Regions from separate parts of the Homo sapiens genome. Here region 2 is linked to region 1. The links are chromatin loops, found by intact Hi-C in ENCODE. Cell type or tissue: Calu3. All regions are shown on one strand. Links, peaks and the distances in the headings refer to the core of each region. The heading gives the core; the rest is flanking DNA. Region 1 overlaps RSAD2 (radical S-adenosyl methionine domain containing 2). Region 2 holds the start of LOC101929452 (a long non-coding RNA gene).

The links. Peaks named below come from ENCODE experiments on the same cell type or tissue, not always from the same donor. Only the 100,000 strongest peaks of a DNase experiment are listed, where the experiment ranks them.
Region 2: it touches region 1 in a loop (11-fold over the local background); 17 of 110 quality-filtered maps call a loop at or near these places.

What each region holds. Positions count from the first base shown.
Region 1 is chr2:6,888,366-6,904,921 of GRCh38, forward strand. It overlaps RSAD2 (radical S-adenosyl methionine domain containing 2), which reads left to right. Exons shown (of 6, transcript NM_080657.5): 4 at 1,811-1,960; 5 at 5,306-5,338; 6 at 7,413-9,874. The coding sequence ends at 7,577. Among named protein-coding and RNA genes, the nearest start is that of RSAD2, 19 kb to the left of the region's middle. In Calu3, for the core only: CTCF peaks have their summits at 8,979 and 9,180; no DNase peak of the experiment used is centred there.
Region 2 is chr2:7,074,925-7,091,480 of GRCh38, forward strand. It overlaps LOC101929452 (a long non-coding RNA gene), which reads right to left and starts at 2,956. Exons shown (of 3, transcript NR_110252.1): 1 at 2,780-2,956; 2 at 1,958-2,122. It also overlaps a transcript of RNF144A not described here. In Calu3, for the core only: a CTCF peak has its summit at 9,167 (motif pointing left); a DNase peak (open chromatin) is centred at 9,147.

The DNA.
Region 1 (16,556 bases), core at 4,867-12,866:
AGGTCTAGAAGGAACTGGAGAAAAGCTAAAGAGAGAGGTCTGATAGGAAAAACAGGGACATGATCCACCAGGAAGGCAGAGGCTCCAGCTGGAGGGCTAAGCTGCCTTAGACATGTTGACTTTCCTGCCTGCCCCTCTCCTGTACCCACCTCTCTCGTCTTCCCTATGTTTCCTGTTACTGTCTTCCTCATTGTTCTCTTTTGGTGTCCTTTTTTCAGATGTGTAAATATTTTTTCCCCACAGCTTGGTTTTCTCCTATCTCATGGCCTTTCTCTCAGATATTTTGACTCCCACACTGGCTTCCATTCATCTGATTCACTGTAGATTTGCCATCAAGATCCTGACTCTTTTGGTGGAAGGCTAGTTTCTGCCTGTTTGGAAAACCAGATTATTGATGTATGCAGGCTTCCAATTGATGTAAATTGATGCTTCTGGAACAGGTGCCTGTTCTTAGTCCAATCTTACATTGCACTCAGAACCTAGTTTCCTGAGGCTGCCTCCTCCACTGTGAGGCTGTGGGCTGGAAGGTGTCACCAGCCGTGTCCCCGGGACAACAGCAATGAGCATGCGTGATTACTCACTGGGAGGCTTTGTTGTGACCTGTAGGCTTGCTCCAGCAGCATGGGAGGAGAGGGCTCCTTCTACTCCCCCATGCCCAATCCCACACCCTCAATATTGTTCCCCTTCCAGCTCCTACGGCTTGCTTTTCTCCTGCAGAAGCCCTTCCAGTCTAGCTGGCTGATTCTGGAGTCAAAGTCCCTGGAAAAAAATGCCTGTGCTGTATGTCTTCTTTGATAGTCAAGTCTGCTCATGATTCAAACCTACATGGAAGGGCACTCCCTCCCTGCCAGGCCTCTCCTTACCCTGAGCCTGGATGGGGCATGAGGATGGGTGACAACCCCTCCCAAGATGCTCACAGTCTATTAAGGAAGACACCATGAAAGCAAATAGCAAAATTATCCTATGACCAGGGGCCAGTGGAGGCAGATATCAAAAGACCGAGAAGCAAAAAAGAAGAGGAAAAATAAAGAGTGAGCAAAAAAGGCAACATGAAGTGTTGACAATTTCTTCTCATCTGACTATAGTGGCATCTGAGTGGTTCAGACGATGATATTAGTGAAATTCTGTGTAGAATCATCCTTTCCATGGAAACCCTTTAGATCTGGGTTTGTCCTGCCTCTGTGTTGGGTTGGCTGTCACCCTTTGTCACCTTGGGCAAGTCTCTTCACTTCTTGCCTTTTCTAGGACTGACTTTTATTTTCAAATGATGGTAGTATGTATAGAATAATACACTGTCCACACTCTTACACACACATTTGTTTACTTAAAAGACTGTTGAAAGAGAATATTAATGATTTTGAAAAACTGTTCTTAGGTCTTACATGAAAAACAGACATATGCTAGAGGCCTTCATAAGAATATATTAAAAATCAGCAGAGAAAACAATGTTTTTAAAATGTGTTTTTCTGGGTTATGGGATTACACATGATTTATTTTTATGCTCTTTTATAGTTTATATTTTTTCAATAAGTACCTATTATTTTGTTGTCTGAAAATTTATGACTCAATCAAACATAATCTAGACAAGTTTTTGAAAGTTTATATTTTAATAATGTTTGTGCTTCTGACACCATATTCCTAAATTTCAGGGCTAGCTTTCATTTCCCCAAAGTAATATCTTTCTAGAATGTTCCTCAGCTCGTAGAGTCTCTTTGCTCAGAAGAGATGAAGCTTGAAAAGGGGGAGTGAGGTTTGGGGGAAAACACGATGGAAAGCTCTCTGCAAAGCAAACACTACCATTGCCTTTCAGGTGTTCCAGTGCCTCTTAATTGAGGGTGAGAATTGTGGAGAAGATGCTCTAAGAGAAGCAGAAAGATTTGTTATTGGTGATGAAGAATTTGAAAGATTCTTGGAGCGCCACAAAGAAGTGTCCTGCTTGGTGCCTGAATCTAACCAGAAGGTTGTATAAAGCAAAAGTTGTTTTCTTTGTCATCATACATTCAGATTGATTCCCAAAAGGGAAGTCTCTCAGCCAAGGACCCCACACATTGTTATTTTAGAGGGTTCGGTGGTGAGAAATGGGAGGAATGCCATGTCAGGGCAGATAGGGCTGAGGGCTGCCATTGACTCTGCCACCTCCCAGCTGCAGGGTCTTTAGAGAGCTTCAGTTTCTCTATCCACGATGGATAGAGTGGTACTTTGCAGATGATACAACTGTATATAGATTCATGTAGATATTCTTGCTATATGATTCATATAAGTATAATGTCCCTATGTGTCATACATGCATGACATAACCCCTAAACATAGAAAGAACTAACGAACGCCACTCTGTTGATATCAACATTATCACTTTATTTAGTTGAATAATCTCTATGTATAATTTTGTTATGTTGCACAGAATGTAGAAGAAATGTTTCCCATTTAGTTTTCTAATGTAATGACAATTGGATCCATCCTATTAGCACAAATTTCATACACCGATAAAACAAGGTTGGCCAAAACATGTCTACACTGTGGAGCTTCAGGTATAACTAGAAGCCGGGTATCTAAAAATGTGTTCTCAGAAGCTACAGGAAAAAAAATCCATTAATAAGGAACCTCCTTATTAATGAAAGATACAAACTTTAAAAAAATTATGATAGTATAATTGAATCCATAAAATTAAAAATATGTCACACATATCATAAAATTAAAAGTGAAATATGTTAACATGATATACTGAATTGTATAAAATAAAGTATTATATATAAAGTTATTTAAATCAATAAGAATCTATGAACACCAAAAAAAGCAAAACATCCAATGGGCATAAATAGATAATTTACAGAAAAAAAACAAATGGTGAATAAACATTTTAAGAGTATTTGATATTGTCTATATTCAAGGAAATACAAAATAAAATATGAAGCATAAAGTTGCAGTAAGAGAGGCAAGTTCATATTGTTAGCAAGAGTATAAATTATTGCAACTTTCCTAGAAAACGAATTGCTAACTTTATAACCTTTAAAATAGCCCATATTTGAATTTAGAAATTCTACCTTAAAACAAGAGAAATATTCACAGAACTAGAGAAGTACTTATGTAAAGATATGTTACTGCAGTATTAAGAATAATACCGGCCGGGCGCGGTGGCTCACGCCTGTAATCCCAGCACTTTGGGGGGCTGAGATGGGCGGATCACGAGGTCAGGAAATCGAGACCATCCTGGCTAACACAGTGAAACCCCATCTCTACTGAAAATACAAAAAATTAGCCGGGCGTGGTTGCGGGCGCCTGTAGTCCCAGCTACTCGAGAGGCTGAGGCAGGAGAATGGTGTGAACCCGGGAGGCGGAGCTTGCAATGAGCGGAGATCGCTCACTGCAGTCCAGCCTGGGCGACAGAGCGAGACTCTGTCTCAAACAAACAAACAAACAAAAAGAATAATACCAAAAAAAAATAAAGATAGCCTGTCATTCAGCATACAGAGAATGAGTAAGTCTGTAGGTTCACAGAATGAAATGTTACACTGACTAACAAGCATATTCCAAAAATTTTTAAGTGACAAGGAGAAATTCTGATAATATAATAGTAGGTACAGATAAAAAACAGTATGCAAAATTAATTTGAAGTTTAATCCTGATGTGTAAAAAAAAGTATCTCTACATATTCCTTTGGTTATCTTGGAGTAGTGGAATTATAAGTAGTTTTATTCACCTTTATAACTTTTTGAACTTTAAAATTTTGTAACTTAAGTATTAGTTTTATTATTTTAAAAACAGCTTCTCCATCTGCCATCCAAAAATACATATACAGGAAAATCTCTACCCCATATGTTTAAGTAATGCTAGGAACTCAAAGAGCAGACATTCATTCCTTATGCTTTAGACTTCTGAGGCTCTAGGTAAATGGTTCAAGTTTAAAAGGTAATGTTGAAGTGAACATGAACAAGAAAATCTCAGAATGAAGGACAGGATGACCATCAAAAAGAAGAGAAAGGGGGTAGAGGAGGTTTTCCTCTATGCACTATTTTATTTAATTTTTTAAAACTCCATCTTAATAGTTAATATGACATCAAAGAAAATTTGGTTGAGTACCTCCTTTGTAAGAGGGACTGTTAACCCTTTGACTCATTGCCATTTTCACTAATGCTTCATGAGCCAGGTTGTATCATCCCCATTGTATACATCAAGAGGCCGAGTGGTAGGTACTCATTTACCTGACTTGTATCAGGGGCAAAATCTGAATTTTGATGACCCCAAAGCCCACAAACCTTTTAGCCAGTTTGTTTCAAACTTCATCAAATCACCTGGGATCTTGTGAAAGGGCAGACCTCTACTCAGTGGGTCTGAGGTTGGCCCACCACTCTGCACCTTGAACTAGTTCCCAGATGATGCTGATGCTACTGGTACCCCACTAGACATTCAATAGCAGGTCTGCTCCCATCCCTTCCTAGGAGTTGGCAAATGCTGGCCCCAGGGATGGGTCTGGCCTGCCACCTGTTGTAGTACAGGATGCAAGTTAAGACTTGATGAGGGAAAACATCAAAACAAGAATCGTATTTGTGCCCTGTGAACATTATATAAAAGCTGGTTTTCTGGGTCCATAAATTAAGTTTCAGTGGAGCTCAGCCAAGCTATTTTTCTTATGTATCATCTGTGGTGGATTTTGGGCTGCAAAGCACAGTTGATTAGTTGTGACAGACTGTGTGGCCTGCTAAGCAGAAAATATTTGCTATCTGGCCCTTTACAGAAAACATTTTACAGACCCCTATCTACAAGAATAGGTATAGAAGGAATACCTTCCCATCAACAGTGCAGGTACAGCTTCTATATACCTATAGAAGTCATAACTGTTTGTAAGTAATGTTAGGGTAATAATAAAATCCTCAGGTAAATCGACCCTTTAGCTCCAAAAAAATAGCATTCAAGAGAGTTCTGCTTTATACATTGAAAAGGGAGAAATTAGATACATGGTGGACACAGTCATCAGAAATATCATGTAAAGAAGAAAAGGGCTCTCCCAAAGTGTGAAGGGTTGGGGAAATTGCCTTGGGGTTCAATGTCAGGGAAGCCTTCAGGATGAAGGTTCTGATGTGTGACCTTTTCAGCAAAGAGCAGAGAATCCAGGCCTGCTGTGATCTGTTGAAAACCGAATGCACACAAACAGAGCCTTGTCTTGTGAGGGCCATGCCAAAGGCAACTCAAGGGAAATGAGAAATGCTGGATCCAAAACAATACAATGCAAACACTACAGGTGGACAATTGAGCTCACATACTGAGAAATGCACCTGAAACTAAATTTGTATTAACTTCTCCTTTGCAGATGAAAGACTCCTACCTTATTCTGGATGAATATGTGAGTATTTCCAATGAGTTATAAAATTAAAACTTAATTAATTAATTAGCAGTAATGGCAGAGTTGAGTTCCATGAGCATAACTATCTAGTACCTATTTGTCCTTCTTAATTAGCACTTCACAGTTTGATAGTCAGTGATTATGATTATGCCAGAGCCCTCACTTCACAGGGTCAAATGTGGAGCTAAACACTGGAACAGAATAAGCTTCAACCCAGGTCCCAGCACTGATTTGCACTGAGCACCATATGATATTGTCTGCCATGTAACTATGCATCCGTGGATGTCACATTGAACCCGTTATCACACACAACAGAGTCATCTGTTATGTAGTCCTGGGCTGGAGGCTCTCCTGAGATAGGGCATCCAGCCTACTTTGAAGGAAGGCCATATCACTCTTCTCATTATCTTGGACAAACCAGGCACAGCCAGCTTGTCTTCTGATTGATAAACCTTGGCTTTCCTAAGGAGAGGCTTATGTTTCTGCTCCAAACACCACTGATATTATTCCTACCCCCACTGCCTTCCAAAGGAAGAGGGAAACCTACCCTTCTCAAAACTGAAAAACAAATCACTTTCCCCTTTCCTCTGTCTTTTTTTTTCTAGATCTATAACCATTGCCACTCTTCCTAGCAAAGGACAAATAATTCCATTTGAAGACATATTTTAAAGAAATGAGCTCCAACAACCTTGAATTCCATATTTAAATTGGATTTGTTTTTTGGAGAAATACTTACTGTCACTTTTGATGTTTGCTTTTCTTTCTTTCTTTTCTTTTTTTTTCTGAGATAGGTTTTCCTGTCACCCAGGCTAGAGGGCAATGGCACAATCTTGGCTCACTGCAGCCTCAGCCACCTGGGCTCAGGTGATCCTTCTGCCTCAGCCTCCCAGGTAGCTGGTACTACAGATGTGCACTACCACACCCAGCTAGATTTTTATGTATTTTTTGTAGAGATTGGATTTTGCCATGTTGCCCATGCTGGCCTCTAACACTTGGGCCTCCCCAGATGCTGGGATTCCAGGTGTGGGCCCCCATGTCCAGCTGGTATTTTGTTATTTTCAAGTTAACCAATCATTGTTTATACCCATTTCATTTCTTAACAATATAAGCTTTCTTAATAGAGCATAAGGGAAAAGGTGATAAGGAAAACATTTAGTTTCTGGGTCCAAGGTAGAGAGGAAAATTCAAACAATTTATTTTTGGAGTGGAAATTATTATGATTGTCTAGTGATTTTGACCAGCATCCCTCAACAAACTCACTGGTCTCCACATATTTGGAAAACACATCGTTGAACCAAAATTTGCTTTTACCAATTGAATAACATTTTGCTTCAATAAGTATTACTTGAGCTCCTATGAAACACTCAGTGTAGGTCGTAAGGAGTGTGAAGAAATCGTTTCTGCCTACAGAGTAGAATAGGACAGACTAAAACAAATGAAAATGGATGGAATAAGATTAAAACAAAGAGCCTTCGCAGGTCATGGAAGACTCTTCTTGATCTGGCACCTGCCATGGAAGACTCCTCTTGATCTGGCACCTGCCTGCCTCAGCAGCACCTTTCTTTTCATCCTCTCTCCGTTTCTCAAAACAAGCCTTTATTAATATTTACATATATGCATGCATGCACGGATGCATGCACATCATTACTATTCCAGAAACACCGTCTACCTCCATTTCCCCAGTACATCATGCTATATCACACTTCTGTGCTTTTATGATACCATTCCCTCCAATTTAAAATCTCAACACATAATTCAGATGTTAGCATTTGGGGCAAGCCTCTCCTGATTACCCCTTCCCCCAGTGGAACTACATCTGCCCATGCGGGGCGCATATCATTCTGTTTATTGTGCGCTTAGGTGTCTACTGTACTTAGCCCAGCCTCTTCCACCAGACCATGAGCTGGTTGAGTAGAGAGATGGGGTCCAAGGGGTTCAATATCAGCCACAGATTTCAAAAGATACCTGTCGACATGACTGGAATATCAAAAGCTATTTGGGATTAATAGTCTAGATTGAGTTTTACAGGATTCATCACATGGAAATATACCAGTTTCTGTTATGAATTTTCTAGATGCGCTTTCTGAACTGTAGAAAGGGACGGAAGGACCCTTCCAAGTCCATCCTGGATGTTGGTGTAGAAGAAGCTATAAAATTCAGTGGATTTGATGAAAAGATGTTTCTGAAGCGAGGAGGAAAATACATATGGAGTAAGGCTGATCTGAAGCTGGATTGGTAGAGCGGAAAGTGGAACGAGACTTCAACACACCAGTGGGAAAACTCCTAGAGTAACTGCCATTGTCTGCAATACTATCCCGTTGGTATTTCCCAGTGGCTGAAAACCTGATTTTCTGCTGCACGTGGCATCTGATTACCTGTGGTCACTGAACACACGAATAACTTGGATAGCAAATCCTGAGACAATGGAAAACCATTAACTTTACTTCATTGGCTTATAACCTTGTTGTTATTGAAACAGCACTTCTGTTTTTGAGTTTGTTTTAGCTAAAAAGAAGGAATACACACAGGAATAATGACCCCAAAAATGCTTAGATAAGGCCCCTATACACAGGACCTGACATTTAGCTCAATGATGCGTTTGTAAGAAATAAGCTCTAGTGATATCTGTGGGGGCAAAATTTAATTTGGATTTGATTTTTTAAAACAATGTTTACTGCGATTTCTATATTTCCATTTTGAAACTATTTCTTGTTCCAGGTTTGTTCATTTGACAGAGTCAGTATTTTTTGCCAAATATCCAGATAACCAGTTTTCACATCTGAGACATTACAAAGTATCTGCCTCAATTATTTCTGCTGGTTATAATGCTTTTTTTTTTTTGCCTTTATGCCATTGCAGTCTTGTACTTTTTACTGTGATGTACAGAAATAGTCAACAGATGTTTCCAAGAACATATGATATGATAATCCTACCAATTTTCAAGAAGTCTCTAGAAAGAGATAACACATGGAAAGACGGTGTGGTGCAGCCCAGCCCACGGTGGCTGTTCCATGAATGCTGGCTACCTATGTGTGTGGTACCTGTTGTGTCCCTTTCTCTTCAAAGATCCTGAGCAAAACAAAGATACGCTTTCCATTTGATGATGGAGTTGACATGGAGGCAGTGCTTGCATTGCTTTGTTCGCCTATCATCTGGCCACATGAGGCTGTCAAGCAAAAGAATAGGAGTGTAGTTGAGTAGCTGGTTGGCCCTACATCTCTGAGAAGTGACGGCACACTGGGTTGGCATAAGATATCCTAAAATCACGCTGGAACCTTGGGCAAGGAAGAATGTGAGCAAGAGTAGAGAGAGTGCCTGGATTTCATGTCAGTGAAGCCAAGTCACCATATCATATTTTTGAATGAACTCTGAGTCAGTTGAAATAGGGTACCATCTAGGTCAGTTTAAGAAGAGTCAGCTCAGAGAAAGCAAGCATAAGGGAAAATGTCACGTAAACTAGATCAGGGAACAAAATCCTCTCCTTGTGGAAATATCCCATGCAGTTTGTTGATACAACTTAGTATCTTATTGCCTAAAAAAAAATTTCTTATCATTGTTTCAAAAAAGCAAAATCATGGAAAATTTTTGTTGTCCAGGCAAATAAAAGGTCATTTTAATTTAGCTGCAATTTCAGTGTTCCTCACTAGGTGGCATTTAAATGTCGCCTGATGTCATTAAGCACCATCCAAAAAGTCTGCTTCATAATCTATTTTCAAGACTTGGTGATTCTGAAAGTTTTGGTTTTTGTGACTTTGTTTCTCAGGAAAAAAAATATTCCTACTTAAATTTTAAGTCTATAATTCAATTTAAATATGTGTGTGTCTCATCCAGGATAGGATAGGTTGTCTTCTATTTTCCATTTTACCTATTTACTTTTTTTGTAAGAAAAGAGAAAAATGAATTCTAAAGATGTTCCCCATGGGTTTTGATTGTGTCTAAGCTATGATGACCTTCATATAATCAGCATAAACATAAAACAAATTTTTTACTTAACATGAGTGCACTTTACTAATCCTCATGGCACAGTGGCTCACGCCTGTAATCCCAGCACTTGGGAGGACAATGTGGGTGGATCACGAGGTCAGGAGTTCGAGAACAGCCTGGCCAACATGGTGAAACCCCGTCTCCACTAAAAATACAAAAATTAGCCAGGCATGGTGGCGTACACTTGTAATTCCAGCTACTCAAGAGGCTGAGGCAGGAGGATTGCTTGAACCCTGAAGGCAGAGGTTACAGAGCCAAGATAGCGCCACTGCACTCCAGCCTGGATGACAGAGCAAGACTCCGTCTCAAAAAAAAAAAAAAAAAAAAGCAAGAGAGTTCAACTAAGAAAGGTCACATATGTGAAAGCCCAAGGACACTGTTTGATATACAGCAGGTATTCAATCAGTGTTATTTGAAACCAAATCTGAATTTGAAGTTTGAATCTTCTGAGTTGGAATGAATTTTTTTCTAGCTGAGGGAAACTGTATTTTTCTTTCCCCAAAGAGGAATGTAATGTAAAGTGAAATAAAACTATAAGCTATGTTAAATACATTTTCAGCTGTTTTATCCACCATTATTCACAGGCCACGCCCACACCACCCCCACCCCCACCACCACCACCTAATGCACTGTCAGGATTTGCAAGGCCTTAATGTTTAAAATATTCAAATGTTAATTTCTCTTAAAGGGGAGAAATAAGGACTTCTAACATTAGAGTAAATTCAAATTCAGCCTATATAGTGTTTTGCTTTATGTTTTCAGTTTTAAATGTGAGTGTTAGTTTTGTAAAACACATTTAATTGGGAAAGCAAGGAACAATTTCACGGAGGTATCTTATGTGTTAAGGGAAGATATTTTATGTTGCATTTAATTCTTTCTTTTTTTAATCCAAAATTTTATTTGACCATGTTTGTCTAGAAGTGACAATATTGTTTCTTACGTTAACTAGAACTGGAGCCTGGAGATAGAAAATAAGTCTAGTTACATAAAAATTTTAAATTTATGCACATTTGAATTTATCAATTATGAATATATACACTCTACACAATGAATAGTGGAGAATAATGAAAGTAGCAAACCATTGTATATGTCAAAGTAATTTCTATAGCATATATATATGTGTGTGTATGTGTATGTGTATTATACTTTAAGTTCTGGGATACATGCGCAGAACGTGCAGGTTTGTTACATAGGTATACACGTGCCATGGTGGTTTGCTGCACCCATCAACCCGTCATCTATATTAGATATTTCTCCTAATGCTATCCCTCCCCTAACCCCCCACCCCCCAACAGGCCCCAGTGTGTGATGTTCCCCTCCCTGTGTCCATGTGTTCTCATTGTTCAACTCCCACTTATGAGTGAGAACATGCATTGTTTGGTTTTCTATTCTCGTGTCAGTTTGCTGAGAATGATGGTTTCCAGCTTCATCCATGTCCCTGAAAAGGACATGAACGCATCCTTTTTTATGGCTGGATAGTATTCCATGGTGTATATGTGCCACATTGTTTTTATCCAGTCTATCATTCATGGGCATTTGGGTTGGTTCCAAGTCTTTGCTATTTGTGAACAGCACTGCAATAAACATACGTGTGCATGTGTGTTTATAGTAGAATGATTTATAATCCTTTGGGTATATACCCAGTAATGGGATTGCTGAGTCAAATGGTATTTCTGGTTCTAGATCCTTGAGGAATCACCACAATGTCTTCCACAATGGTTGAACTAATTTACAATCCCACCAACAATATAAAAGCATTCCTGTTTCTCCACATCCTCTCCAACATCTGTCATGTCCTGACTTTTTAATGATTACCATTCTAACAGGCGTGAGATGGTATTTCTCATTGTGGTTTTGATTTGATTTGATTTCTCTAATGACCAGTGTTGTTGACCTTTTTTTCATATGTTTGTTGGCCACATAAATGTCTTCTTCTGAGAAGTGTCTGTTTATATCCTTTGCCCACTTTTGGATGGGTTTGTTTGTTTTTTTCTTGTAAATTTGTTTAAGTTCCTTGTAGATTCTGGGTATTAGCCCTTTGTCAGGTGGCTAAATTGCAAAAATTTTCTCCCATTCCATAGGTTGCTTGTTCACTCTGATGAAAGTTTCTTTTGCTGTGCAGAAGCTCTTTAGTTTAGTTAGATCCCATTTGTCAATTTTGGCTTTTGTTGCCATTGCTTTTGGTGTTTTAGTCATGAAGTCTTTGCCCATGCCTATGTCCTGAGTGGTATTGCCTAGGTTTTGTTCTAGGGTTTTTATGATTTTATGTCTTACGTTTAAGTCTTTAATCCATCTTGAATAAATTTTTGTATAAGGTGTAAGGAAGGGGTCCAATTTCAGTTTTCTGCATATGGCTAGCCAGTTTTCCCAACACAATTTATTAAATAGGAAATCCTTTCCCCATTGCTTATTTTTGTCAGGTTTCTCAAAGATCAGATGGTTGTAGATGTGTGGCATGATTTCTGAGGCCTCTGTTCTGTTCCATTGGTCTATATATCTGTTTTGGTACCAGTACCATACTGTTTTGGTTACTGTAGCCTTGTACTCTAGTTTGAAGTCAGGTCGCGTGATGCCTCCAGCTTTGTTCTTTTTGCTTAGGATTGTCTTGGCTCTATGGGCTCTTTTTTGGTTCCAAATAAAATTTAAAGTAGTTTTTCCCAATTCTGTGAAGAAAGTCGATGGTAGCTTGATGGATATAGCATTGAATCCACGAATTACTTTGGGCAGTATGGCCATTTTCACTATATCGATTCTTCCTATCCATGAGCGTGGAATGTTTTTCCATTTGTTTGTGTCTCTCTTGTTTCCTTGAGCAGTGGTTTGTAGTTCTCCTTGAAGAGGTCTTTCACATCCCTTGTAAGTTGTATTCCTAGATATTTTATTCTCTTTGTAGCAATTGTGAATGGGAGTTCACTCATAATTTGGCTCTCTATTTGTCTACTGGTGTAGAGGAATACTTGTGATTTTTGCACATTGATTTTGTATCCTGAGACTTTGCCAAAGTTGCTTATCAGCTTAAAAAGATTTTGGGCTGAGACGATGGGGTTTTCTAAATATACGATCCTGTCATCTGCCAACAGAGACAATTTGACTTCCTCTCTTCCTATTTCAATACCCTTTATTTCTTTCTCTTGCCTGATTGCCCTGGCCAGAACTTCCAATACTATGCTGAATAGGAGTGGTGAGAAAGGGCATCATTGTCTTGTGCCAGTTTTCAAAGGGAATGCTTCCAGCTTTTGGCCATTCAGTATGATATTGGCTGTAGGTTTGTCATAATTAACTCTGATTATTTTGAGATACGTTCCATCAATACCTAGTTTACTGAGAGTTTTTAGTATGAAGGGGTGTTGAATTTTATCAAAGACCTTTTCTGCATCTATTGAGATAATCATGTGGTTTTTGTCATTGGTTCTATTTATGTGATGGATTACATTTATTGATTTGCGTATGTTGAACCAGTCTTGCATTTCAGGGATGAAGCCGACTTGATCACAGTAGATCAGCTCTTTGATGTGCTGCTGGATTCGATTTGCCAGTATTTTATTGAGGATTTTCATATCAATGTTCATCAGGGATATTGGCCTGAAATTTTCTTTTTTTGTTGTGTCTCTGCCAGGTTTTGGTATCAGGATGATGCTGGCCTCATAAATGAGTTAGGGAGGAGTCCATCTTTTTCTATTGTTTGTAATCATTTCAGAAAGAATGATACCAGCTCCTCTTTGTACCTCTAGTAGAATTCGGCTATGCATCCATCTGGTCCTGGGCTTTTTTTTTGGTTGGTAGGCTATTAATTACTGCCTCAATTTCAGAACTTGTTATTGGTCTATTCTGGGATTCGACTTCTTCCTGGTTTAGTCTTGGGAGGGTGTATGTGTCCAGGAATTTATCCATTTCTTCTAGATTTTCTAGTTTATTTGCATAGAGGTGTTTATAGTATTCTCTAATGGCAGTTTGTATTTCTGTGGGATCAGTGGTGCTATCCCCTTTATCATTTTTTATTGTGCCTATTTGATTCTTCTCTCTTTTCTTCTTTGTTAGTCTGGCTAGCAGTCTATCTATTTTGTTGATCTTTTCAAAAAAACTAGCTCCTGGATTCATTGATTTTTTTGAAGTGCTTTTCATGTTTTTATCTCCTTCAGTTCTGCTCTGATCATAGTTATTTCTTGTCTTCTGCTAGCTTTTGAATTTATTTACTCTTGCTTCTCCAGTTTTTTTAATTGTGATGTTAGGGTGTCGATTTTAGATCCTTCTCACTTTCTCCTGGGGGCATTTAGTGCTATAAATTTCCCTCTAAACACTGCTTTAGCTGTGTCCCAGAGATTCTGGTATGTTGTGTCTCTGTTTTCACTGGTTTCAAAGAACTTATTTATTTCTACCTTCATTTCGTTACTTACCCAGTAGTAATTCAGGAGCAGGTTGTTCAGTTTTCATGTAGTTGTGCGGTTTTGAGTGAGTTTCTTAATCCTGAGTTCTAATTTGATTGCACTGTGGTCTGAGAGATTGTTTGTTATGATTTCTGTTGTTTTGCATGTGGTAAGGAGTGTTTTGCTTCCAATTATGTGGTCATTAGAATAAGTGTGATGTGGTGCTGAGAAGAATGTATATTCTGTTGATTTGGGGTGGAGAGTTTTGTAGATGTCTATTAGGTCTGCTCAGTCCAGAGCTGAGTTCAAGTCCTGAATATCCTTGTTAATTTTCTGTCTCATTGATCTGTCTAATGTGGACAGCAGGGTGTTAAAGTCTCCCACTATTATTGTGTGAGAGTCTAAGTCTCTTTGTAGGTCTCTAAAAACTTGCTTTATGAATCAGGTTGCTTCTGTATTGGGTGCATGTATATTTAGGATAGTTAGCTCCTCTTGTTGCATCGGTCCCTTTACCATTACGTAATGCCCTTCTTTGTCTTTTTTGATCTTTGTTGGTTTAAATTCTGTTTTATCAGAGACTAGGATTGCAACCCCTGCTTTTTTTTTTCTTTCCATTTGATTGGTAAATATTCCTCCATCCCTTTATTTTGAGCCTATGTGTGTCTTTACACATGAGATGGGTCTCCTGAATACAGCACACCGATGGGTCTTGACTCTTCATGCAATCTGCCAGTCTGTGCCTTTTAATTGGGTCATTTAGCCCATTTACATTTAAGGTTAATATTGTTATGTGTAAATTTGATCCTGTCATTATGATGCTAGTTGGTTATTTTGCCCGTTAATTGATGCAGTTTCTTCATAGTGTTGTTGGTCTTTACAATTTGGTATGTTTTTGCAGTGCCTGGTACCAGTTTTTCCTTTCAATATTTAGGGCTTCCTTCAGGAGCTCTTGTAACCCAGGCCTGGTAGTGACAGAATCCCTCAACATTTATTTGTCTGTAAAGGATTTTATTTCTCCTTTGTTAATGAAGCTTCCTTTGGCTGGATATGAAATTCTGTGTTGAAAATTCTTTTTTTTTTAAGTGTTCAATATTGGCCCTCACTCTCTTCTGGCTTGCACAGTTTCTGTAGAGAGATCTGCTGTTAGTCTGATGGGCTTCCCTTTGTGGGTAACCTAGCCTTTCTCTCTGGCTGCCCTTAATATTTTTCCTTCATTTCAACCTTGGTAAATTTGACAATTATGTGTCTTGGGATTGTTCTTGAGGAGTATCTTTGTGGTGTTCTCTGTATTTCCTAATTTGAATGTTGGCCTGTCTTGCTAGGTTGGGGAAGTTCTCCTGGATGATATCCTGAAGTGTTTTCCAACTTGGTTCCATTATCCTCGTCTCTTTCAGGTACACCAATTAAACGTAGATTTGGTCTTTTCACATAATCCCATATTTCTTGGAGGCTTTGTTTGTTCCTTTGCATTCTTTTTTCTCTAATCTTGTCTTCACGCTTTATTTCATTAAGTTGATCTTCAATCTTTGATATCATTTCTTCCACTTGATCGATTCGGCTATTGATACTTGTGTATGCTTCATGAAGTTCTTGTGCTGTGTTTTTCAGCTCTATCAGGTCATTTATGTTCTTCTCTAAACTGGTTATTCTAGTTAGCAGTTCCTGTAACCTTTTATCAAGGTTCTTAGCTTCCTTGCATTGGGTTAGGACATGCTCCTTTAGCTTGGAGGAGTTTGTTGTTACCCACCTTCTGAAGTCTACCTCTGTCAGTCTGTCAAACTCATTCTGCATCCAGTTTTGTTTCCTTGCTGGTGGGGAGTTGTGATCCTTTGGAGGAGAAGAGGCATTGTGGTTTTTGGAATTTTCAGCATTTTTGTGCTGGTTTTTCCTCATCTTTGTGGATTTATCTACCTTTCATCTTTGATGTTGGTGACCTTTGGATGGGGTTTTTGCATGGGCATCCTTTCTGTGGATGTTGATGTTACTGATTTCTATTTGTTAGTTTTCCATCTAACAGTCAGACCCCTCTTCTGCAGGTCTGCTGGAGTTTGCCGGAGGTCCACTCCCGACCTTGTTTCCCTGATTAGCACCAGCAGAGGCTGCAGAACAGCAAATATTGCTGCCTGCTTCTTCCTCTGGAAGCTTTGTTCCAGAGGGTCGCCTGCCAGATGCCAGCTGGAACTCTCCTGTATGAGGTGTCTGTTGACCCCTGCTGGGAGGTATCTCCCAGTCAGGAGGCACGGGGGTCAGGGACCCAATTGAGGAGGCAATCTGTCCCTTAGCAGAGCTTGAGTGCTGTGCTGGGAGATCCGCTGCTCTCTTCAGAGCCAGCAGGCAGGAACATTTAAGTCTGCTGAAGCTGCGCCCACAGCCGCTCCTCCCGCCAGGTGCTCTGTCCCAAGGAGATGGGAGTTTTATCTGTAAGCTCCTGACTGGGGCTGGGGCTGCTGCCTTTCTTTTTTCTTTTTTTTTTTTTTGTTTTTTTTTTGAGACAGAGTCTCGCTGTGTTGCCCAGGCTGGAGCGCAGTCGCCCAATCTTAGCTCACTGCAACTTCTGCCTCCTGGGTTCAAGTGATTCTCCTCCCTCAGCCTCCTGAGTACCTGGGATTACAGGTGTGCACCACCATGCCCATCTAATTTTTGTATTTTTAATAGAGACGGGGTTTCACCGTGTTGGTCAGGTTGGTCTTGAACATCTGACCTTGTGATCCACCCACCTTGGCCTCCCAAAGTGCTGGAATTACAGGTGTGAGCCACCACACCTGGCCAGGCTGCTGCCTTTCTTTCAGAAATGCCCTGCCCAGAGAGGAGGAATCTAGAGAATCAGTCTGGCTAGAGCCACTTTGCTGTGCTGTGGTGGGCTCTACCCA
Region 2 (16,556 bases), core at 5,819-13,818, 190 kb after region 1:
TTCTCAATTTTTTTCTATAGCATGACTTGAAAATTTTTAAGTGTAAGAATTATTAGTAAAAGTTTTATTTCTGTTGCAAATACTTGCATTCCAGGTACAATTGCTACTAACCTTCCCAAAACTTTTTTTATACCCATGGATTCTACAGATTAGAAGTTGGGCAAGGCACAGTGTGGATGGTGGATGGCTCACCTCTGCTCCATGACATCTGCAGCCCCAGATGGGAATAATAAAATGTTGGGAAGACATCTTTCCTCTTCTACCCCACTCTCCCACCAGAATCATCAGGAGGCATCTTTATTTCTATCTCATGATTAATGGCAGCTGGGGCCTCAGCTGGGCTATCAGCTGGAACATCCCCCCCCCCACACAGTGTTCTCTTCTCATGGGCCAGTTTGAGCTTCCTCCCAGCATGATGGGCTCCAGGTGAATAAGGCTAAAGTGTTAGCATTTTTATGACACAGTGCTATGGATTGAACATCTCTCCCAAAATTTCGTGTGTTGGAAACTTAATCTCTAAATCTCTAAATTTATATGTTGATGGTGTTTGGAAGTGGGGTTTTAAAGAGGCAATTAGAAATAGATAAGGTCATCAGGGCCCTCATGATGCAACTGGTGGCTTTATAAGAAGAGGAAGAAAGACCTTAGATAGCACATTTGCTTTTTTAGTGATTTGATGCCTCCTGCCGTGTCATGACAAAGCAGAAAGGTTCTCACCAGATGCAGCCACCTGATCTTGGACTTTTCAGCCTCCAGAACTGTGAGTAAAATTACCTCTATTTTTTATAAATTACCCAGTCTCAGGTGTTCTATATGGCAACAGAAAATGGATTAAGACATTCAGCCTTGAAAGACACATGGCATCACTTCCACTATATGCTACTGACCAAGCCAGTTGCAAAGGTTGCTCAAGTCTAAGGGGAAGGGGGGACATGTGAAACAGGTCATATTGTTGAGGCCTCCTTGGAAAGCGTAATCTGCCATTACTGGTTCACCCTGTAAAATGTGTTTCTTACTGTACTTTGTGGTCAAAAAAGTTTGAAAAATCTCTGCTCCTTATTGTGTATGTTGTGAATAACTATAATTATTGCATCATGCTGTTTTGATGAACATTTGTTTCTAATTTTTCTTAATTGCAAAATCAATGCTGCATTGAGCCTCCCTGTGTTTCTGTATGCACATGGAGCAGTTTCCTGGATGTCCATGCTTAAAACTCCAAGCCCTTTCCCTAGGGCTTGCTGAGGGGAAGATGGCCTGTGTGGTTGACAGTTTTTTTCTAATATTAAATATGTGTTACTGTATAAGAAATTCATTGTCAATATAATTGATTTCTATTTTGTACTAAAATGATACTGCAATTTCTTACTTTACTAGAAATTATTTGTAAATATAGCTTGGTTGTTTTCCCATTTTTGGATTATAAATGATTCTGTTGCCACACTATATTTTTTGCTAGCCTGATTGCTACCTTAGGAGTTTCACGGAAAGCGAATAGATGGTTCAAAGGGGACCAAAAACACTTTAAAGATTCCTGGTACATATTGCCAATCAATAGGATGCTATTTCAGCTAGACTGTGGAGATGAAACAAAACCTTTTGAAACCCCATTAGTGTGGTTATACTAAGTCCTCCTGAATATTATTAGAGAAAATTTAAAGTAGCACAAGGTAAGCAATTATCAGAAGAATAACTCCCAGTTAGTTCATAAGTCAGTTTCTGAACCACTTGGCACACCAGTGGGTGCATACAACCCTGTATACAGTTCATGCAGGGAGGCAGGGGGGTCTGTAGCATCACCCATCCTAACACATACATCTCAGGAGTTATTGTGAATTAGCAACAGTTCATTGGCCATGGATGTCCTGTGGGACATGCTGTGGGGAAGCCCATCCTGCAGGGGTGCCTGTAGCTAGTGCCAGTCATGGTTTATGACAGCAGAATAACTCATATACAATACCTGGCTTTGAGGTAGTGCCTTCCTCCTCAGTAAAATCTTGCAAAATTTGACTCTTTCTTGCTTACAGCATCTGTTCAGTTCAGTTCAGCACTCAGTGTGTGCCAGCCCCTGTGCTGGAAATATAGTTGTAGACTGTTTTCTGGGTTCATTCCTGCGGAAGCTGGTCTAGAAGACAGAGAAAGATGGGTGAGCAAATGCTTAGAACGCAATAGGATAGTAATGATAAAGAGACATGCAAACTAATGCTGAATGGTTTCATCACCCTGTGAATAAGAAGTTATAATAGAATAAGCTTCTTATGGTAAGTATAATGGTGGTGGAGGGACAGAATTTTCCCAGAGGAGCCAATGTTTAAACTGAATCGTGAAAGATAAAGTATTTACTGATCAGACAAAAGAATGAAGGTGATTACAGGCAGAGACAATTTTCCAACAAATGTACTTTGTAAATTAATTGGGAAATGACCTGGCACTTATGAGGAACCCCCACCTGTTCCTTGGAGAAAAAGGAGCAGAAAGGTAGACCAGAACTCCAGGGCCGAGACCTTCCATCTATGTAGAAATACGAGTAAGTGACCACAGAGTAAACTATCTAGAGTTCTCACTCCAGAGTGTGGAATCATGATTTCTCAGCATAAAATTTGCTTCTTTCTCTGAAGTTCTTCCTCCAAGAGCACTTTTGTTAGATCTCTTGACTGATTCTACCATGTTTTGGCTATTGCTGGCAGGACTCTGACCCTATGTACTGGGGGAAAACAGGCCCATACACACTGTCCTTAGAGAAGTCAGGCCTAAAACTGCTTATTAAACACGAGATCCTGACCTTCTCTAACACACATCTTGGAACAGTTTTTCCTGATTTCCAGAGAGTCACCAAAGCCCTTTCTCTTTCCAAAGCCTTATATAAGCCAGCTTCAGCAGGCTCAGGTGGTCAGTGGGAGAGGCTAGACTGCAGCATGCTGGGTGCCATCTCTCTGGCTCCAGGAGCCATTGGACAGCTAGGGGGTTGTCCTTCCCCACTGAATAAATTACATCTGGGGCCCATTATTTTCCATAATTATTGTAATATGACTTAATAAAACTAAATGCTTTATTTGCGTTGCTGCTTGACAGCAAGTTTCCTTAACAACACAACACCATTGTATCCCTACGGAAACAGCTGCACGAGGCAACAGAGCGATGACACATACTTGGAATTTTCTCGCTCTTGCAGTCCTGTTTCCCAATGACTCTCCTGTGAAAGGGCTAAAAGTGCTCTGCTGTAACAGGACGGCGGGCACCCCCACCTGCTCTCTGTACTCTCCAGCAAATACTAGAACGGCCCATTGTAGTAAAAACTAGGAGCAACTCTCTACTGAAGACCTTCTAGGTGGCACCTATTGTGCGAAGCAATTTCTCTTTGATATTTCAGATCCTTTCTTCAACTCTGAGCAGTGGGCTTCATCTTGAAAATGAGAGATGAGAAACCGTGTCAGAAACTGTAAGAAAAATTGCACAAGATGACATTGTTAGGAAGAGGTGGCTGGATTTGTCTCACTCCAAAATCTGAAGTCTCAGGACTTGATACCTGCAGGAGGGAAGAAGCCAACTCAGGCCAGGGCTGAGAGTAGGTGGAGAATATGGAGTGTATCTCTGTATTTGCCTCTTCCCTACTCTCCTCCCCTCCCTGGGTGCTGAAAGAATCTCACCATAACATTCCCTGATTTCTTTGGGGGATCTAGAGTGTTATCAGTGGGCTCTTTACTTAATTTTTACTTTCATGTCTAGATCTCTGTTCATGCTCTTCTTATACTTTACAACAAATCTCTCCTTTTTTGTCTTGAACTCTTATCTCCAGAATAGTGATGACACTGGTTCTAGGACTTTCCCCTGCTCTATGTTTTTGGTAAGCAGCCTAGGATAAATTAACTCTGGTCCCTGGGGCTCTGTATGATGTTGAACTGTCTACCAGGGTGGATTCTTTTCTGTCTCACCTCTAAGAATAAATTCAGATGATGACAGGTAAGATAATTCCACTATTACCAACACAGGTGGAAGGGCTACCACCCCACTGCTTAAACATGGTTGTCAACCCGTGGGACTAAGGAGGCCTTTGCAAGTCACAAAGGCATTCCATTCATGGAAGCAGGTCCATTCTCCTCATATCCACCTAAATGTAGGCAAAGAAAACAAAGTTCCTTGCCCCAAAATGCTTGCACATCCCGATGGCTTGATCATACGTGTGATTCCGATGTTATAAAATATTAAGCAAAAAAATTTAAATGTTTTATTAACAATCCATTCCTATCACTATGAAAACCACCCTTAATTGAGCATTGTTCTGGAACTACTGTGTTTTTCCCAGCATTGCTTTTAAGCTGAAAAAGCCCTGCAAGTTTGTCTTATATAGAGGGCAATGTGAACTATTACAGTTACCCTCGAACACCTTTGACTTCCTGCCTGCCTGCCTGTCTGCCTACCTGCCTCCCTTTCTTACTAATTAAGGCTTTATAGCCAGAGCAGGTTCTGAAGTTACAGTTAGCAAGAAAGTTTTCATTCAATATAAAAGAAAGGTATGAACTACTACTACTAATATAACATGGTAGGAACTGTCAGATCTCTTAGAAGCTGTGGAAAGTCAAAGAAGCACCATCCATCCCTTCCTGAATAGATGTGGTTCAGGGAACGTGACTTTAAAGGAGGTAGCATGTGATGGGCACCAGGATGAGCAGAAAGCCTTGAATGCCATTCCAGTTTATCTCTACAAAGCAGAGGGATCTTTACATATTTGAAATATTAAAAAGATTTGGCCTTTCCAATATCAAGAATGACACAGATTTTGTAATGTTCCTACAAATATCCTAGACATTAAAAAGTGAGAAGAATTATGAGTGCATTTGATAACCTAGATTAAATAGCAAAATTCCTTGAAAAACACAAGTAATCATACATGACAAAGAATAGAAAACTCTAAGAGCTCCATATTTCCTAAAGAAACTGAATTTATACTTCAAATCTTCCATAACAAACAAAACAAAACAAAATCTCTAGGCCCAGATGGTTTCACTGGTAAACTTCATCAAATATTTAAAGAATGTTTTTTAAAAAATCTAACAAAGTCACTCAAAGTAAATGAAGTGACAACTACTCACTTTATTTTATGACTACCATAACCCTGATACCCAAACTTGGAAAATTACAATAAAGTAATATTGTATAAATACAGATGCAAAAAATTTTATTAAATTTAGTAATTCAAATCCAGAAATATACAAGAAATATAATTCACCATAGTAACAGAATAAAAAATAAAAACCATATAATCATCTCAGTAGGTATTGAAGAAAATCTTTGACAAAAGTTAACTTCGTTTTGTGTAAGAACTTTCACTAAACCATGAATAGAAGAAAACCATGGCAGTTTGTTAAGGGATGTCTATAAAAAATAACAATGAGCTACTGACTGCTTTTTCTGTAACATTGAGAACAAGACAAGATTATCCACTCTTTCTATTTCTATCCTCCATAGTACTGGAAATCCAAATTAGGATAATTGGCAGAAAAGAGAAATAAAAGACATGAAGACTTGGATAGGTGAATGTAAATCTGGCATTTTTGTGGATGACATGTTTACTTATATAGAAAATTCGAAAATTCTAATAGATCCACACAAAACTATTAAGTACTAAATGAATTTAACTATGTGTAGAATACAAGTCAATATATAAAAAATTTATTGAGGACTAGCAACAAATATTTGAAAAATTAGTTTTAAAGAGTCCATTTTAATTTCATCAAAAATGCAAGATACTTAGGAATATATTTAACTAAATATGGGTAAGATTTTTACTTTGAAAATCTCAATCCATTGCTAAGTAAATAAATAGGACAAATGCAGTGTTCATGAATTGAAGGACTCAATGGTGTTACGACATCACTTCTCTCCAAATTGTCCTGTAGATTAAATGAACTCCCAAAGTCCCATCAGACATTTTTGTAGACATTGAGAAGTTGATTCTGAAGTTTATATGAAAATGCAAATAATCTATTAGGTTGATGCAAAAGTAATTGCAGTTTTTGCTATTAAAAGTAATAGACTAGCTAAAACCATCTTGAAAAAAGCAAAGTTGAAGGACTTGCGCTACTGGTTTCAAGATCACCTATACAACTAAAGTAATGAAGACATTATGGTTTTGGAATAAGGATGTTGAAAACAAGGATTGGCAAAATACTGCTGTGGGCAAAATAAAGCCGTTACTTGGTATCATACTGCCTGATATTCTACAGAGATAAGAATATGTTTTATATTTTTAAAAGTTTGACAAAACCAAAATAATAATCGTATTTTATGGCACTCAAAAATTATGTGAAAGTTAAATTTGTGTCCACGAAGAAAGTTTTACTGGAACACAGCCATGCTCATTTGTTTATCTGTTTTCTATGACTGCTTTCCCACTATAAGAACATAGTTAAATATTTGAATCACAGATCATTATGGACTGCAAGACCTAACATGATTACTCACATTGGCCCTTTATAGAAAAAAAATTCAATCCTTGCACAAATAGATCAAAAGAGCAGAATACAGAGGCCCGAAGTAGGCCCATATATGTAGGATAAATAAGCTTTCAACAAAAGAGCCCAGAAAAGTGTTCTCAACAAATAGATCTGTAACTGGGTAAGTACACGGGAAAATCTGAACCTAGATACTACTTCACATCCTAATAGAGTTAGTTCGTGATAGAGCATAGATTTAACTTAAAAGCTACTAGAAGAAAACATAGAAGAATATATTTGTAACCTTGAGGTAAATAGGGACTCATTTTTGAGAAGACACAAAAACAGCCATAAGAGAACAAGATTGATAAATTGGATTTGTCATAACGAAACCTAAAACCCAAGACAGGATGCCATTAAGAAAATTAAAAAGCAAGCCATAGAGTGGGAAAAAACATTCGCCATATAGTATCTGACAAAAGGCTTTGATCTGAAATATATAAAGAACTCCTGGGAGTCAATAATGAAATGAAACGAACCCAATTTAAAAAGTGGATACAAGACTTCTTTCTATAGCCACATCACGAAAGGAAATATATGATTAGCCAATAAATATAAGAAAATATGTTTGTGTTATGAATCATCCAGAAAATGCAAATTAAAACCACAATGGAATATTATTAAACGTTCACTAGAAAGATTAACCTTAAAAACCCTGACAGCACTAAATGTCACTTTAGTGCTGTTTCTGAGGTTGTTTCTCAGGCTGTTTTTGAGGATATGGAATAATGTTTCTGAGGATATGGAATAACTTGAACTTACATACCTTGGTATTAGGAATGTAAAATGACACAGCCTACTTGGAAAGTTGTTCCGTTTTCTCATAAAGTTACACATAAACCTATCTTAGGACCTAAGATTTTCACTCCTAGGTATTTACTCAAGATGCATACAAACATATTTTTACAAAAAGACTGAATAAGACTATTCATAATAATTTTATTCCCAACAGCCAAGAGCTGTCTCAGAGTTTTTTGACAATCCAAATATTTGTCAAAATGACAATGATTACAAAAATTCAATATAAAAATTGAAATATATTTTCCAAAAAAAGGATGAATCATTGCTATATACAACAAGATGGATAAATTTCAAAAGTATTTTTGTTTGTAAAAAGCTAGGCAATAGAGTGTATGTATTGCATGATTTCATTTAGATCGGGGTGTCCAGTCTTTTGGCTTCCTTGGGCCGGATTGGAAGAAGAATTGTCTTGGGCCACACATAAAATACTCTAACACTAACAATAGCTGATGAGCTAAAAAAATCATTTAAAAATCTCATCATGTTTTAAGAAAGTTTGTGAATTTGTGTTGGGCCACATTTAAAGCCATCCTGGGCCACATGAGGCCTACGGGCCACTGGTTGGACAAGCTTGATTCACATAAAGTTATAGAACAGATAAAATTAGTCTATGGTGATAGAAATGAGAACAGTTACTACTTAGTGTAATGGAGATTGATAGAATGAGGGCATGAGGGAATCTTGGCTTCAGACTTGTTTATGCTGTGGCTTTAAAGTGACAACTAAAAACTTAAATTTTATATGCCGAAATTATATTTTATTCACATATGTGTATTTATTTGAAGTGGATGAGATATTTAGTTATAGTCTTCAAAGATCTGTCAATCTTCTGAAATAAGGCTACTCTCAAATTTGTTGTGCAAATTGGTACAATAAATATCAAAGTGGCAAACTCTAGTTACAGACAGAATTGTGTCCACCCCTCCTGCCCAATTCATATGATGAAGTTGCATTTTTCAATGTGATTGTATTTGGAGATATTAACCTAAAGAGGTAAGTAAGGTGAAGTGAGGTCATAGGGTGGGGTCCTAATCGGATAGGTCGATGTCTCTGAAAGAAGAGGAGGAGACACCAAGGAGGTGTCTCTCCATGCACATCCACAGAGTCATGGCCATAAGAGGACACAGTGAAAAGGTGCCTTACCAGATGTCCATGCTGTTGGCACCCTGATCTTGGACTTTCAGCCGTCAGAACTGTGAGAAAATAAATTCATGCTGTTTAAGAAACCCAGTTTGCAGTATTTTGTTATGGTATCCTGAGCTGACTAATATAAATCTGCTGAGAGTTGTTAAGGAAGGTATGATGCTCTAGAATAGAGTTGGGCAGACTTTTTCTGTAAAGGGCTAGACAGTAAATATTTTAGGCTTTACAGACCATATAGTTTCTGTTGCAAATATGCAGCTCTTCTGTAGAGGGAAGAGTCATGGACAATATATAAACAAATAGGAGGGTCTGCGTTCCAATAAAACTTTATTCATAAAAGGTAGATGTCATTGTTCAAAGGGGACTATGAAAAAGAAAAAGTTGGTGCCTGCACCCATAGACATTCCCCACAACCCACTCTGACTCCACCGAGCACAGAGGACCAGCAGGTCCCTGGGAGTTGTGGGTCTCCTGGTCACCTAACTATTGGCTTGGGCAACACCTAAGGGAGTGGACAGTGCAACCCGCAAGGGCCTGCGCTGGGGCTAAGGAAATGTGGGTGCAGTGCCAGTGATTAGAGGGGCCTCCTCCAAGGCTTGTGAATGAACTTGGTAAGGGGAGTTCATCTCTCACCACCTCCTCCATTTCCCGCTCCTCAGAGCACTGCTGTGAAAGCACTGAAATACAAAACAGGTGCTAAGAGCCTAGTGCCATCTAGTGTGTCGCAGCCTGAATTACACCACGAAACAAAAATAAATTCCTCCAGCACGCATTGCTGGTGAAAACCAATGCAGGAAACTAGCCTCAACTAAGGAACCCATACAGAGCCTTGGTCCTCTGAAAGCACCCAGAAATGAAACCAAGTGACTATACGTAATATACAGCACTGTCTATAAAAACAACACACCCTTCCAAATGACAGCAACTTCAAAAGGATAAAGAAACACCAGCCCTCTCAGTTGAGGAGGAACCAGTGCAGGAACCCTTGCAATTCAGTAAGTCAGAGTGTCTCCTTACTTCCAAAGGATCGAACTAGCTCCCCAGCAATGGATCCTAACCAGACTTAGATGTCCAAAATGACAGACATAGAATTTAGAATCTGGATGACAAGGAAGCTCAATGAGATTCAAGAGAAAGTTAAAACCAATCCAAGGACCCCAGTAAAGTAATCCAAGAGTTGAAAGATGACATAGCCATTTTAAGAAAGAACCAAGCTGAACTTCTGGAATTGAAAAAATCACTACAGAAATTTCAAAATAAAATTGGAAGTCTTAACAACATAATAGAGCAAACTGAAGAAAGAATTTCAGAGCTCAAAGTCCAGTCTTTCAAGTCAACCCAGACAAAAATAAAAAAAAAATTAAAAAAAATAAACAGAACTTCTGAGAAATATGGGATTATTTAAAGAGACCAAACCTATGACTCACTGGCATTTCTGAGAGAGAAGAAAAGATAGTAAGCAACTTGAAAAACATATTTGAGGCTATAGGCCATGAAAAATTCCCCAGTCTTGGTGGAGAGATCAACATGCAAACTCAAGAAATGCAGAGAACCCCTGCAAGATACAAGACAACCATCCCTAAGACACACAGTTATCAGACTTTCCAAGGTCAATGCCAATAATGGTATTTCCTAGTTTCTCTTCTAGCATTTTTATAATTTTAGGTCTTCTATTTAAATACTTATTTAATCTTGAGTTGACTTTTGTATATGGTGAAAGATAGGGATCCAGTTTCAATCTTCTGCAATAACTACTAGCCAGTTATCCTAACACCATTTACTGAATTGGAAGTCTTTTCCCCATTGCTTGTTATTGTCGACTTTGTCGAAGATCAAGTGGTTGCAGGTATGCAGCTTTATTTCTAGGTTCTCTATCCTGTTTTGTTGGTCTATGTGTCTGTTTGTTTTTCCTTTTTTTTTTTTTTTAACCAGCATCATACTCTTTTGGTTACCATAGCCTTGTAGTATAGTCTTAAGTCAGGTAGTGAGGTGCCTCTGGCTTTTCTCTTTTTGCTTAGGATTGTTTTGGCAACTTGGGCTTTTTTGTTGTTGTTGCATAGGAATTTTAGGATAGTTTTTTTCTAATTCTATGAAAAATGACATTGGTAATTTGGTAACATTGAATCTGTAACTTGCTTTGGGCAGTATGGCCATATTAATATTAATTCTTCATATCCATTAACATGAAATATTTTTCCATTTATTTGTGTCATCTCTGATTTCTTTTAGCAGTGTATTTTAATTCTCATTGTAGCTACCTTTCTGATTTCTTTCAGCAGTGTATTTTAATTCTCATTACAGCTATCTTGATTAGCTGTATTCCTAGGTGTTTCATTCTTGGCTATTCTTTGGCTATTGTAAATGGGGTTGCATTCTTGATTTGGCTCTTAGCTCGGATATTATTAGTGTATAGAAATATTATTAATTTTTCTGCATTGATTTTGTATCCTGAAAATTTACTGAAGTGTTTTATCAGTTTTAGGAGCCTTTTGCCAGAGCCTGTGGGGTTTTCTAGGTATAGAACCATCATTTGTGAAGAATGATAATTTTGCCTCCTCTCTTCCTATTTGGATGCCTTTTATTCCTTCCTCTTGCCTGATTGTTCTGGCTAGGACATCCAGTACTAGTTGAATAGGAATGGTGAGAGTGGGAATCCTAGTCTTGTTCCAGTTCTCCAGGGGAATGCTTCCAGCTTTTGCTAATTCAGTAGAAGTTGCCTGTGGGTTTGTCATATATGGCTCTTATTATTTTAAGGTATGTTCCCTCAATGTCTAATTTTTTGACAGTTTTTTTTTATTATGAAAGGATGTTGAATTTTATTGAAAGCCTTTTCTACCTCTCTTAAGATTATGATTTTTTAAAAAAATTCTGTTTATGTGTTGAATCATATTTATTGATTTGCATATGTTGAACCAATCTTGAATCCCAGTAATGAAGCCTACTTCATTGTTATGAATTAACTTTTAGATGTGCTGCTAGCTTCAGATTGCTAGTATTTTGTTGAGGATTTTTGTGTCTATATTCATCAGGGATATTGGCCTGAAGATTTTTTTTTTGTTATTGTTGTATCTCTGCTAGGTTTTTGTGTCAGAATGATACTGGCTTTGTAGAATAAGTTAAGGAGAAGTCCCTTCTCCTCAGTGTTTTTGGAATAATTTCAGTAGAATTGGTACTAACTTTTCTTTGTATATCTGTTAAAATTTGGCTGTGAATGCTTGTAGTCCTGGGCTTTCTTTTAGTTGGTAGCCTTTTTATTACTAATTCAATTTTGAAACCTGTTATTGGTATCAGGATTTCAGTTTCTTCCTGGTTCAATCCTAGTAAGCTGTGTGTTTCCAGGAATTTATCCATTTCTTCTAGTTTTTCTAGTTTGTGTGCATAGAAGTGTTCATAAAAGTCTCTGAAGGTTTTTTGTATTTCTGTGGGGTTGGTTCTAATGTCACTTTTGTAATTTCTGATTGCATTTATTTTGATTTTATCAATTTTTTCTTTGTTAATCTAGCTAGTGGTCTGTTACTCTTGTTTATTCATTCAAAAAACAAACTTTGGTTTCATGGATCTTTTGTGTTAATGTTTGCATCTCAATTTATTTCAGATTAGCTCTGATTTCGGTTATTTATTTTTTGCTGCTAGACTTGGGGTTGGTTTGCTCTTGTTTTTATATTTCCTCTAGGTGTAATGTTAGGTTGTTAGAGATCTTTCTAACTTTTAGATATAGGCATTTTTTTAGATATAGGCATTTAGTGCAATAAACTTTCCTCTTGACACTGCTTTATCTATTTCCCAAAGAATCTGATATGTTGTGTCTTTGTTTTCATTAGTTTCAAATAATTTTTTGTTTCGGTCTTAATTTTATTCTTTATCCAAAAGCCATTCTAGAGTAGGTTGTGTAACTTCCATGTAATTGTTTGGCTTTGAGAGATCACCTTTGTATTGATTTCTATTTATCTTGTACTATGGTCTGTCTGAGAGTGTGGTTGGTATGATATTAATTTTTCTGAATTTGTCATGACTTGCTTTATGGCTCCATATGTGGTTAATCTTAAAGTATATGCCATGTGCAGATGAGAAGAATGCATATTCTATTATACTTTGGTGGAGCATTCTCTAGATGTCTACTAGGTCTGATTGGTCAAATGTTGAGTTTAAGATGAGAACGTCTTTGCTAGATTTCTGCCTCAATGAACTGTCTAACACCATCGGTGGGGTGTTAAAGTTTCCCACTACTATTATGTGGTTATCTAAATCTCTTTATAGATTTCTAATACTTCGTTTTATGAATCTGGGTGCTCCAATGTTTGGTGTGCATATATTTAGGATAGGTAGGTCTTCATGTTGAATTGAACAACATTATATAATGTCCTTCTTTGCCCTATTTGATCAGTGTTGGTTTAAAAATCTGTTTTGTCTGATATGAGAAGAGCACCCCCGATCATTGTTTTGCATTTGCCTGATAGATATTTCTCCATCCCTTTAATTTGAGCCTATGGGTGTTGTTACTCATGTAATGGGTCTCTTGAAGACAGTAGACAATTGAGTCTTGCTTCTTGGTTCAACTTGCCACTCTGTGCCTTTTAAGTGGGATGTTTAGCCCATTTATTTACATTCAAGGTCAATATTGATAAGTGAGGAATTGATCTTGTAATTGTGTTGTTAGCTGGTTGTTGTGTACAATTAGTTGTATAGTTGCTTTATAGTGTCAATAGGATATGTACTTAAGTGTGTTTTTGTGGTGGCAGGTATCATTCTTTCATTTCCATGTTTAGAACTACTTTTAGGACCTCTTGTAAGGCAGGTTTAGTGGTAATGAATTCCCTTAGTATTTGCTTGTTTGAAAATTATTTTATTTTCACTTTTCTTATAAAACTTAGTTTTGCAAGATATGAAATTCTCGGTTGAAATTTATTTTCTTTAAAGATGCTAAAAATTGGCCCCCAGTCTCTTCTGGTTTGCAAGGTTTCTGCCAAAAGTTCTGCTGTTAACCTGATAAGGTTCCCTTTGTAAGTGACCTGCCCCTTCCCTTTAGCTGCCTTTAAGATGTTTTTCTTTTGATTTGATCCTAGGTAATCTAATGACTATGTGTCTTTCAGATAGTCATCTTATATAGTATCTTACAGGGATTCTCCGAATAGGCCACACATGTTTCTTGGAAGGAGGACAGAGCCTAGCAAGGATGCTACGGGCTCCCAAGGAGAGCCTGTAACAGAGAAGGAAGCAGTGAGTACCACGGCTGGAGGTTTGGGTGGGTTACACTGAAAGGAGGTAGGAACTAAGCCTAGGAAGCGTGGATACGATTCAGGCGTGTGGCATTTGAAGAGGACAAGCCAGTTAGAAAGATATTAGCAGACTTAGAAGTTTAAAAATATTCATGAACACTTCAAGTTGGTTAGTTTGACTGAAGCCTAATGCACTTTTTAGAGGAACGAGGGGCAGTGTGATGGAGGAAGGAGCTGGAGGATGACCGCCTTGGTCCTAGCATGGGGCAGTGTGGCCTTTTCCTGGGAACCAACTGTCTTAAACTGAGTTCCGGGGGCAGCAGTATCTGATGATGGGATACTAGGCATTCTGCAGAGATTGCCCTTGGCTTCCACCAGATAAAATGAGACGGGGACATAGGAGAAAACTTATGGTCAGATATATTTGGAAAATGATGGGTTAATGAAGTTATGCGTTTTTCTTTCTGTGTGATTCATCAGACCCTCTCATGGATCAATTGGCTTTGGAATATCCTTTGCAGGCAGAACATGTGGCACTTCCCACTGGCACAGACTTGGAAATTGCTTGTTTTACCGGGATCTGGTATACGTAGGTGCCCCATTTTAAAGTTTGGGGTAAAAAGCTGCCCAAGTAATGTTTCAAAGTATTAACCTTCTATTGATGTAGATTAGCATTAGTTTTTAATCGGGCACACCCAGGGTTCTTGCCCTCAAGATAGGCTCAGAAATATCCAAACGCCCAGTTCTACTTGCTCCTGTCTTTTTCCTGTAGCCGAAACCCCGAGGCGCCCTCTCCAGGGATGAAATTGACAGCAGGAGGAACAGAGTCGGGGAGCATCCAGCTCAAGCCTCTGCTCCCCACAGCGGCTCCCGCTGGAGCCGAGGTGCCGGTCAGAGCTGCCCATCTGCGGCCCTCCTTGCTTTCCTGCTATGGAGGAACAGAGGCAGGAGGTGAGGGCCTCTGGCAGGGCCAGGGATTGCTGGCACGCACCCTCCAGAGAGCTGTGGCAGGAGCCGCGTTACGAGCTGCCTCCTTGGAGAAACAGCCTCACATCTGTGAGAAGGGCCTGCGGTGGAGCCCATACTCAGGTGGAAGGAACCGGGAGGTTTCTGGCCAGTTGCTTCTGTTTTTAGATTGTGGTAGTGAGGTGTGTGCATGTGTGTGTGCGCGCGTGTGTGCATGTGTGCATGTGTGTGTGTGCGCGCGGTGTTAGCCCAGTTGCAGGCGCTTTTCACTATGAACATAAAGGTAGAAAAAGAGATCAGTGTGCACACGAAATCTTTGTAAAGATGATATTCAGTATATTTAGCTACCACTAGGAAGTGCAATGGGTTAAAGTTAACCGGATCGCTGACTTCTGACAGCTGAGTGTGCGCTGGCTGCATTGGAGCCCTCCGCTCTCTGACAGGGGCCGTCGCTGGCCTGTGCCCCGTGCCGGCAACCCAGGCACACCTGTGCCCCTGCAGGGAGCCCCGCCCCCAGCTGTCTCTGGCTCCTGGAGTCCGAGCCCTGCCGCCCTCTACCCAGGATTTCTAGTTGCTCGTGGGCCCTCCGGGCGTGGAGGAGGACCTGGTGTCTCTCCTTTGGGCTCAGCAACCTCCTGACGTGGGGCTGGCTCCTGCCCCCTGCAGCCCCAGGATGCAGAGGGGCCGCTGGGCTGCTGTCTTGATGAGGGCCCCGCAGTCCCCGCAGTCCCCGCAGGCTGGGCGGCTTCTGAGGAAAGGCCTGGGGCAGGGCTCCGGAGCAGGGCAGGGCTCACGGCCCCTGGACTTTGGAGGCTGGATCCTGGGCCAGAGGCGAAGGCCCCTGGAACCAGGCTGCGTCGCCCACAGTTCTGCCTGGAAGGTGGAGGATCAATGTTGTCTCCTGCCCCCCAGGGGGTCAATGGGATCCTTTGAGCCAGGACGTTTTTCCAGTTTCTGAATCCAATTGTAAATCCCTCATTTTTTTAAAAACCTCTACCAGACTTTTAAAAAGTTGTCCTCAAAAAACTTTCTAATCTAGAGAGAGAAAGAGCACGGCAACTTCTAAGTGATGCTGGCGAGAAAGTCAGGAGACTTGGCACTTACAACTTTCTAAAGATCTGAATGCAAATGTCACCTGGAGCATTGGAGTATGCCGAGGCCCCTGGGTGATGAAAGTGAGGGAGAAATGAGAGGGCAGGGGTGCGCCAAATAAGGGGGGATTTCACTCCTGTCCATCCCTGGGCTTGTGTAACTCAAGGTATTGGAGAGTCAAAGTGTGCTCTTGGTTTTACTGCTACCATGAAGAGACGAAAAGCGAGCCCGCAGACTTGTGGCCCTTTCCCTGACCTGGTAAGAGAAATATTGCAGGGTGTTTTAGGATGATGCTGGAAAGAGGCAGGAGCCCTCTCTGTCTCTGAGGGTCTGCAGGGCACTTCCCCAAGGGCAGGTGGGGCGGACACAAAGGAGCTTGGGGCGGACACAAAGGAGCTTGGGGCTTCCTTCCTCTTGGCCTCCCTCTGGGCTGGACCCTGAGCTCTGCCTGGGGATGATGCAGGGAAGACCCCCATTCCCTTGGACCAGGCATCTGCTCCTCTGGGCTGGTCTCTTGGGGGCCGAGGGTGAAAGAGGAAGGAGGGAAGTGCATACCTGGGTCAGAGGCCAGGCTGGGTGTCGGGAGCCTGTATTTTATTTAGTGCTCCCAACTGCTCTGTCATGTAGCAATGGCCACTATTCTCATTTTATAAATGAGAAGATGCAGGCTCAGAAGGGTTAAATAGCCTGTGGTCCTACCATAAATGAGGCCCCAGTCCTCTGAGTCCCACACAGGAGTCTGCTGACTTTGCTCCAGGCAAGGTGCGGTGCAGGCTTCACAAGGACAGACTCCATGTCAGCCTGGCCTGGCCCAGTCTGCGAGGCAGGCAGGGTCAAAGGCCCTGGA